Regions from separate parts of the Homo sapiens genome. Here region 2 is linked to region 1. The links are chromatin contacts, found by Hi-C in ENCODE. All regions are on one chromosome and are shown on one strand. Each heading gives the region's core, a stretch centred on a gene start or an enhancer-like site at or near the end of the contact. The rest is flanking DNA. Distances are from core to core; before and after follow the strand shown.

The links. A loop is a pair of places that touch in the nucleus more often than their neighbours do. Pooled maps may share reads with other maps.
Region 2: a map of CD4-positive, alpha-beta T cell shows a loop between it and region 1 (4-fold over the local background). The contact joins the promoter of TM2D1 here to the promoter of HOOK1 in region 1. A Hi-C loop is called at or near these places in 2 of 168 maps with a recorded cell type or tissue (CD4-positive, alpha-beta T cell and CD4-positive, alpha-beta memory T cell), 1 of 37 single-sample maps with no recorded cell type and 9 of 50 pooled maps.

Annotation. Positions count from the first base shown.
Region 1 is chr1:59,813,280-59,817,088 of GRCh38, reverse strand. It overlaps HOOK1 (hook microtubule tethering protein 1), which reads right to left and starts at 2,140. Exons shown (of 22, transcript NM_015888.6): 1 at 1,909-2,140. The coding sequence starts at 1,971. LOC105378758 (a long non-coding RNA gene) reads left to right here and starts at 2,223. Exons shown (of 5, transcript XR_947426.3): 1 at 2,223-2,327. RefSeq lists an enhancer at 1,273-1,836 and a silencer at 2,073-2,672.
Region 2 is chr1:61,723,891-61,727,799 of GRCh38, reverse strand. It overlaps TM2D1 (TM2 domain containing 1), which reads left to right and starts at 2,659. Exons shown (of 7, transcript NM_032027.3): 1 at 2,659-2,843. The coding sequence starts at 2,680. RefSeq lists enhancers at 1,984-2,669, 2,318-2,977, 2,014-3,213, 2,670-3,357.

The sequences.
Region 1 (3,809 bases), core at 891-3,390:
CAAATGATACAATAACGTTTTAAAAGAGGTGGAAGGGATGGAGTCTAAAGCCAGAGCCAAGGATAAGGAGGTGGTCATTTGCCCCAGAGGAATAAGAGTTGGGGGCTCAGGTAGAATACTGATAAAGGTTTGCTAAGAGGAATGTGAGAGAAACTGTCTGGTTATTCTTAAGTATGGGCAATGTTAGGAGAAAAGGTGCGTTTGACAGTAACAGCATTAGTAGAGGCAACAGTTTGCACGGTCATTCAATTTTCTCCACAGTGCTCAGCAGCCCAAGAGAGGACTGAAGAAAACGACCAATTTTACTCTGTTATCTGTGATTCCTTATCATTTGGTTTACAACATATTTGCAGCTTTTACGGAATTTTACCTTCCACTGTAATTACACACAGCTCTGGCTACCACTCCAGTCCTCCCCAGTGCCTAGCTCAACATTGGAAGTCAATAAATTCTGGTTAAAAGAGTGGATACAGTCACATAATATTTTAAAATATTACAACACAAAAGAAAATCCTGTGCTTCTCCACCACCTCACATGTAAATCAATGACATCATAAAGACTAAGCTTAACACTTCAGTCAATTGAGGTTTACAATAATGTAGCAGATTCGGATACACCCTTTAATTAGTCTGTTTTAACAAAACAAATCATTAAAAGTAATGTTGCCTTGTTTCTACGACAGTCTTAAATACAGCACTTCCACCCCAATACCTATTTCAAATGAAAATTCAGCTGAACAGTTAGCTAATTGCTTTTAACTCACAAACCCTAAATATTTGCATTCCACTAAAAGCAAAAGTTATTTACTTACAAAGTGTAAATGCTTTAAATTATGGCTATTTCCAATAGGCTTCACACATTTCCATAAACCTAGATTTCTCATTCTTTGGAATTAGATGCATTAGATCACTAGGGAATCTCAACCGATTACAGCCTCCTGATCCCGTCTGTTTACATTCCATCTGCACACACTCCCCTAGACGCAACTAAACAACTGGTTTGGGATGAGCATCATCAACAGCACCTTGTGGCTCATCAAACACCATCTTTACTCAATATGGGTTAAGAACCACACCTGAATGCCAGCACTGATATCTAAGTAACTCTAAGAGGTGGGATGTCATTTTGCTGACTGGAATATTGAACAATCTGGGGACAGATATGCCTGTCCAGACCCAACACAAATTAACAAAAATCCTAAACACAGATAAATCCTAAAGAAAAATGTCAACTCATTTTCTTTAAAGAAAATGCTGTCCATTTAGAGGAGGAGAGGGCCAGCGAGAAAAAGGGAAAACGACCCCCGACTCCCAACACATCTTTTTCTCCATACGGGAAATACAAACATCTCTTTGAAGCGGCTTCTACAAAATCGGATGTTCTAGAGTCCTGAAGGAGCATTGGTCCGGGAACTAAAACAGCCAGCCACCTCCTGGCCACCTGTGTCCAGGTAGAGCAAGGTAGTTTGAGGATGCAGGGTTAGGTTTCGGAAAGGGTCTTCACGCCCAAGCGGACCAAGGCAAGAGAGTCGGCGATCCAGAAAGTGGAGGGCTCGGGCGCTGTTCAGGGGGAGAAAATGGGGCAGCGGGGAGAAAAGAGGATGGGTGCTTGGTTCATATCCCAGCTGTTAGGGCACCAGGCAGGTCGAATCCTCTGGTTGAGACCAGAGCCTCCACTGTTACGCTCCCAGAGCTTCCTTTACCCCCACCCCCGGACACCAACCCGCGCCCACACACCTGCCCGTCGACCCGCAGGTGGCATTCTCTCGGTCAAGGGCACGAGGTGAGAAGGGCAGGGTGCGCCGGGACCCTGTGCAGGTAGCCCCAGCTCACCTGGGAGAACCGGGCGCCCCAGGCTCCTCGCCTCGGCCCCCTGGCCCCCTCGCCCTCTCGCCTCCTCGCACTCACCCAGATCATGAGGCTGTCGCACAGGGGCAGCTTAGGCTGCGGCGGCGGCTGCGTCTCCTCCATGGCCGGCGCCGCCGTCGACGACGCCGCGGACACCTTCACACTCCCTCCTACCGGCTCTCCTCCAGGAGCCGGCGTCCACGACCTGCTAGCCCCCAGGAAAGCTCGGTACCAGGCCCGACCCGCGCAGCTCACGCGCGAACCCTCGCGCTGTCGACGCGTCCGGCGTCACCCCCTCCTCACCCGCCCCCGCCTCGCTCCAGCGTTCGCCCCCTCCCCTTCCTGGGCCCCGGCCGCGCTGCCAGGCACCTGAGCCCCGCCTTCTCCCACCCCTCCCCTCCTCCCACCCGTCCTGCCCACTCCCGCACACCTCGCCCCGCCGCCCTGAGTGACCTGGCCGCGCACCAGTCACAGAGACGGTAGGTACCCGGGGGGGCGGGCGGGGCGGGGCGGGGGCGGGAAGAACCGGGATAGGTTGCGCAGGGGGGATTGCTGATTGGACGTGCCCTCGTGGGCTCTGGCCAATCAACGTGAGACAAGCCTGAGCCTTGGGTAGAGAGTGAGAGTGGGTGGGAAGAGGTTTATGACCTGGCAGGTGCAGTGAGGGCGGGGGTGGGAGGTTGCGCGCGGGAAGCGAGCGCGCGTGCGCGGCGGGGATTGGTAAGGCTGAAGCTCAGCCCCAGTGGCCGAAGAGGCAGAGGGGCAGCAGGGCACCGGCTGGGCTCAGGCGTCTTCCCTCCTTCTTCGCGGTAGCACGCCGCCTCGCTACACCTGTGGAGGGCCCACACTCTGCTTCCACATTGTCTTCAGAAATAGATCCTACCGGCTGGGCGAGGTGGCTCACGCCTGTAATCCTAGCACTTTGGGAGGCTGAGGCGGGTGGATCACCTGAGGTCAGGAGTTCGAGACCCGCCAGGCCAAGATGGCGAAACCCATTCTCTACTAAAAATACAAAGATTAGCCGGGGGTGGTGGCACATGACTGTAATCCCAGCTACTCAGGAGGCTGAGGCAGAAGAATCGCTTGAACCCGGGAGGCACAGGTTGCAGTGAGCCGAGATCATGCCACTGCACCCCAGCCTGGACAAAAAACCGAGACTCTGTCTCTAAAAAATATATAAAACAAAATAAAGAAAGAAAGAAATAGATCATACCCATGAATTAAAACTCTTCGAGGAAGGAAGAGCTGATTTCCTCCTAGGCACTCATTGGAAAGGGATGTTTTCATTTGCACACGTGGCAAATATGCCACATTAATAAGGAAAATAGAATCCGTCAGTGCTCCTTAAATAAGCTCTCACGGGACCATAGATCATGAGCAATTTTATTTTACATGGGGCAAAAGGGAAGACCGTTTTCAAGTAGCAAAATAAACGAAATGTTTTGAAAAACATGGAAGATATTAATGTATCCATTTTCCTTTGTCAGTTGAAAATTTGCTTTTTCCGAGAATGTTGTGGGGTGGAGGGGGGTCGGGGGAGGTGACCTGAAATTGGAAGCTCTCCAAGGTATTGATAGATGGCTTAGGTGATTGAAAAGGGCTAGACTATTCTTAGTCTTGCTGTCACTTCACTCATTCATAAACTCATCAATTCATGCTCTGAGTAAGAAAACAGCTGGCTTTTTTTTATATTGCTGCGTTTTTATATTTAGACACTGAAAATTTAAAACTGATGGACGACTGCAATTAAAAGCCCCCAAGTGTAAATCAGTCTCATTCTAAAAATACAGTATGTACGTTTGCTATTGACTCCCTTAACATTATTCCAGAACTTTCTTAACGCCTCTGGAGTCACTTTATATGCTGGAACTAGGTACATTGGTAATGTGATTTAATTAAAACTACAAGATTTAGGAATTGAAGACCTGGTCTGAATCTTGACTTTATTCCCCACTGGCTGC
Region 2 (3,909 bases), core at 1,410-3,909, 1.9 Mb before region 1:
AGTCTAGGGTCTAGCTTCATGCTGAGTACATAGTAAATGCTCAATTAAAAACAATTTTTTTTTCCTTTTTGGAGGGAGAGGGAGGACGGAAAAAAAGGAAAGAAAGGAAAAACGAAGGAAGAAAAAAGAGAGAAGGAAGAAGTCCATTTAGAATAGGAAGTTTATAACTGAACTACTAAATTTTTCACTTAAATCATTTAAACCTGATTTAAAGCATAAATATTATGTATAAATGTCTTAAATTAAAAATAGCGGCGGGGCGCGGTGGCTCACGCCTGTATTCCAGCACTTTGGGAAGCCAAGGCGGGCGGATCACGAGGTCAGGAGTTCGAGACTAGCCTGACCAACATGGTGAAATCCTGTCTCTACTAAAAAATACAAAAATTAGCTGCGCGTGGTGGCGTGCGCCTGTAATCCCAGCTACTCAGGAGGCTGAGGCAGGAGAATTGCTTGACCCCGGGAGGCAGAGGTTGCAGTGAGCCAAGATCGTGCCACTGCACTCCAGCCTGGATGACAGAGCGAGACTCCATCTCAAAAAATAGCAGCGGGGCGTGGTGGTTCATGCCTGTAATCCCAGACCTTTGGGAGGCTCAGACGGGTGGATCACCTGAGGTCGGAAGTTGGAGACTAGCCTGATCAACATGGAGAAACCCCGTCTCTACTAAAAATACAAAATTAGCCAGGCGTGGTGACTCATGGCTGTAATTCCAGCTACTCAGGAGGCTGAGGTAGGAGAATAGCTTGAACCTGGGAAGTGGAGTTTGCAGTAAGCGAGAATCGTGCCATTGCACTCCAGCCTGGGCAACAAGAGCAAAACTCCCGTCTCAACTCCATTTCTGTCTCTAAATGAATGAATGAATAAAGCATAGTAATGCTACAAAGTTGTTTTATTATGAAAATTTTAGGGCCAGGCGCCGTGGCTCGCGCCTGTAATCCCAGCACTTTGGGAGGCAGAGGCGGGTGGATCACCTTAAGTCATGAGTTCGAGACCAGCCTGCTCAACATGGTGAAACCTCGTCTCTACTAAAAATACAAAAATTAGCTGGGCTGGTAGTGGGCGCCGTAATCCCAGCCTTTCCGGATGCTGAGACAGGAGAATAGCTTGAACCTGGGAGGCGGAGGTTGCAGTGAGCCGAGATCATGCCATTGCAGTCCAGCCTGGGCAACAACAGTGAAACTCCACCTCAAAAAAAGAAAATTTAAAAACGTAGTTTATGTTTAAATATTACTTCAAATAGTTGTATGTCTTCCAGAATATATATTCCAAAATGAGGCCAGGCACAGTGTGGCCTCACACCTGAAATCCCAGCACTTTAGGAGGCAGAGGCGGGCAGATCACTTAGGCCAGGAGTTCGAGACCAGCCTGGCCAAAATGGTGAAACCCTGTCTTTACTAAAAATACAAAAATTAGCTGAGCGTGGTGGCGCACGCGTGCAGTCCCAGCTACTCAGGAGGTTGAGGCAGGCGAATCACTTGAACCAGAAGGCAGAGGTTGCAGTGAGCTGAGATTCTGCCACTGTACTCCAGCCTGGGTGGCAGAGAGAGATTCCATCTTAAAAAAAAAAATTTACTTCTCGTAAAACATTATACCAGTGTTCTCAAAGTGGGGGTCCCTGGACTAGCAACACCCACATCCCTTGGGATCTCCTAGAAATGGAAATTATCCAGTCCCTCCCTACATCTTTTGTATCAGAAACTCTGAGTGCCGGTTCTATCATTCTGTTTTAATAACTACTACAGGTGATTCAGATGCTATTCAAAGTTTGAGAACCACCAAAGTTAGTGCTAAAGTATGGATGAAGAAGCACCACTCAAGTTCAAATTTTTATATTGTTAGACAAAAAAAAGATTAAACTTAACTTTACGAAAACATTTTTTCCTCACTGTTAAAGTTCCCCACCACAGAACTTTTAGAACATATAGAAATTTAAAAACAACAGATGGAGGAAAAAAAATCTTCAACTTTTCACTTAATCATAAACTATTTGGTTTCCTCTTGTTACAGTTTCCACCCCCCAAATTATCCCCCACCTAAATTGTCACTTTTTTTTTTTAAAAGGCGTAATGTCTCTCACAGTTTTTAAGTTCTGTTCGTGGCAGCCTTCCAAAATCCTTCTCTAAAGTTACAGGAGGACATTATGTCAATTAGTAAGAGCATAGATCTGAAATCTGGCAAACATCAATTTCATTCCGACTGAGTCACTTAGTGATTAAGGTCAGTGTGTTTCAGCGTCTTTGAGCCTTGTTCCTTATCTGTAAACCCAAAACCTATCAGGGCTAACTGCGATGATGTCAGGAAAGCATTGATTCCAACCTCTGACGCCGCTGGCACTTTCAGAGGACCGAGAAGCCTCAGCTAAGGGCGCGGGAATGAGAAGCGGGTGAAGCACCTGATTGCCTAAACCACTCGTTTCCTTCCTCCAGCACTCAAAGATTAACCTTAGCTCCTTCCAAGGGTTCGTGGGGGAAAATTCGCCTCGAGGGACTGGGTACATGCATATTTTAAAAGGGTCTCCCAATGTGATTCCACGGGCTCACGGGCAGAAGAACACGCGAAGAGACGGAACTGGCCTCTATCCTATGCGAGGTCCCTTTAAGAACCTCGCCCTGTTGCCCTTCTCCCTCCCGCTCCTGGGCGGAGGCGGAAGCGGAAGTGGCGAGAAAGTGTCGGTCTCCAAGATGGCGGCCGCCTGGCCGTCTGGTCCGTCTGCTCCGGAGGCCGTGACGGCCAGACTCGTTGGTGTCCTGTGGTTCGTCTCAGTCACTACAGGACCCTGGGGGGCTGTTGCCACCTCCGCCGGGGGCGAGGAGTCGCTTAAGTGCGAGGACCTCAAAGTGGGACAATATCCTCTGTGGAGAACACCCCCCCATGGAGGCGAGGTAGAGTTGGGGTCGCAGGTGGGTCGCTGCCGTCAGGACTGGCTAGGGCTGTACTGAGTGAAAACGATAATCTGATCTGTGGCTTCTAATGACTGAAGGATCCCTGAAGGTGAACAGAGTTGTGGAGATGGGAGGGCCAGAGGCCACCCTTTGTGATTTCCTTATGATTTTACTAGTCATTGGCGCTTCCTCTTCTGATCCACTTTTTTTTTCTTTTTTATCAGTGTGCTTACTTGTTCAGTAAAACATGTAGATCCTGAAGTATGCCAGGCCCCGTTCTAGACACTAGTAATACAAAGATGGATAGTCTCTTACCCTGGAAATGTTTGCCAACTCTTCCTAGGGGGAAGACAAGTAATAACGATCTAGCCAATGTGTTGCCCATTTATCATTAACTTTATGTATATTATGCATATTACCTCATGTCATCTTCAAACTTCATGAGATGGTAGACTGCCAGACAAATTTCTTTCTGTTTTCTTTTTTTGAGACAGGGTCTTACTCTGTCGCCCTGGCTGGAGTACAGTGGCACGATCTCAGCTCACTGCAGCCTCCGCCTCCCGGGTTCAGTCAATTCTCCTGCCTCAGCCTCCTGAGTAGCTGGGACTACAGGCATGCGCCACCACACCCGGGTAATTTTTGTATTTTTAGTAGAGACGGGGTTTACGCCATGTTGGCCAGGCTGGTCTTGAACTCCTGGTCTCAAGCGATCCGCATCCCCCTCACCATGAACCACCGCGTGGGGACTCAGTGGATAAATTTCTGTTGCACTTTGCAACCTTGGGTGACCTATTTGAACTCTGTTTTCTCATGAGTAAAAACGTGGATAATTATGGGGCAAATTTAAAGGTTTATTGTAATGTTTATGTATTATTATATTATTTGTAGAGACAGACTTCTCGTTATGTTGCCCAGGCTGTTCTTCCCAAACTCCTGGGCTCCAGTGATCCTCCTGCCTCAAGTATTACTTAGCAATACTAAAAGTATATTTGTACATATGCTTATTGACTTGGACAAACTAGCAGCCTC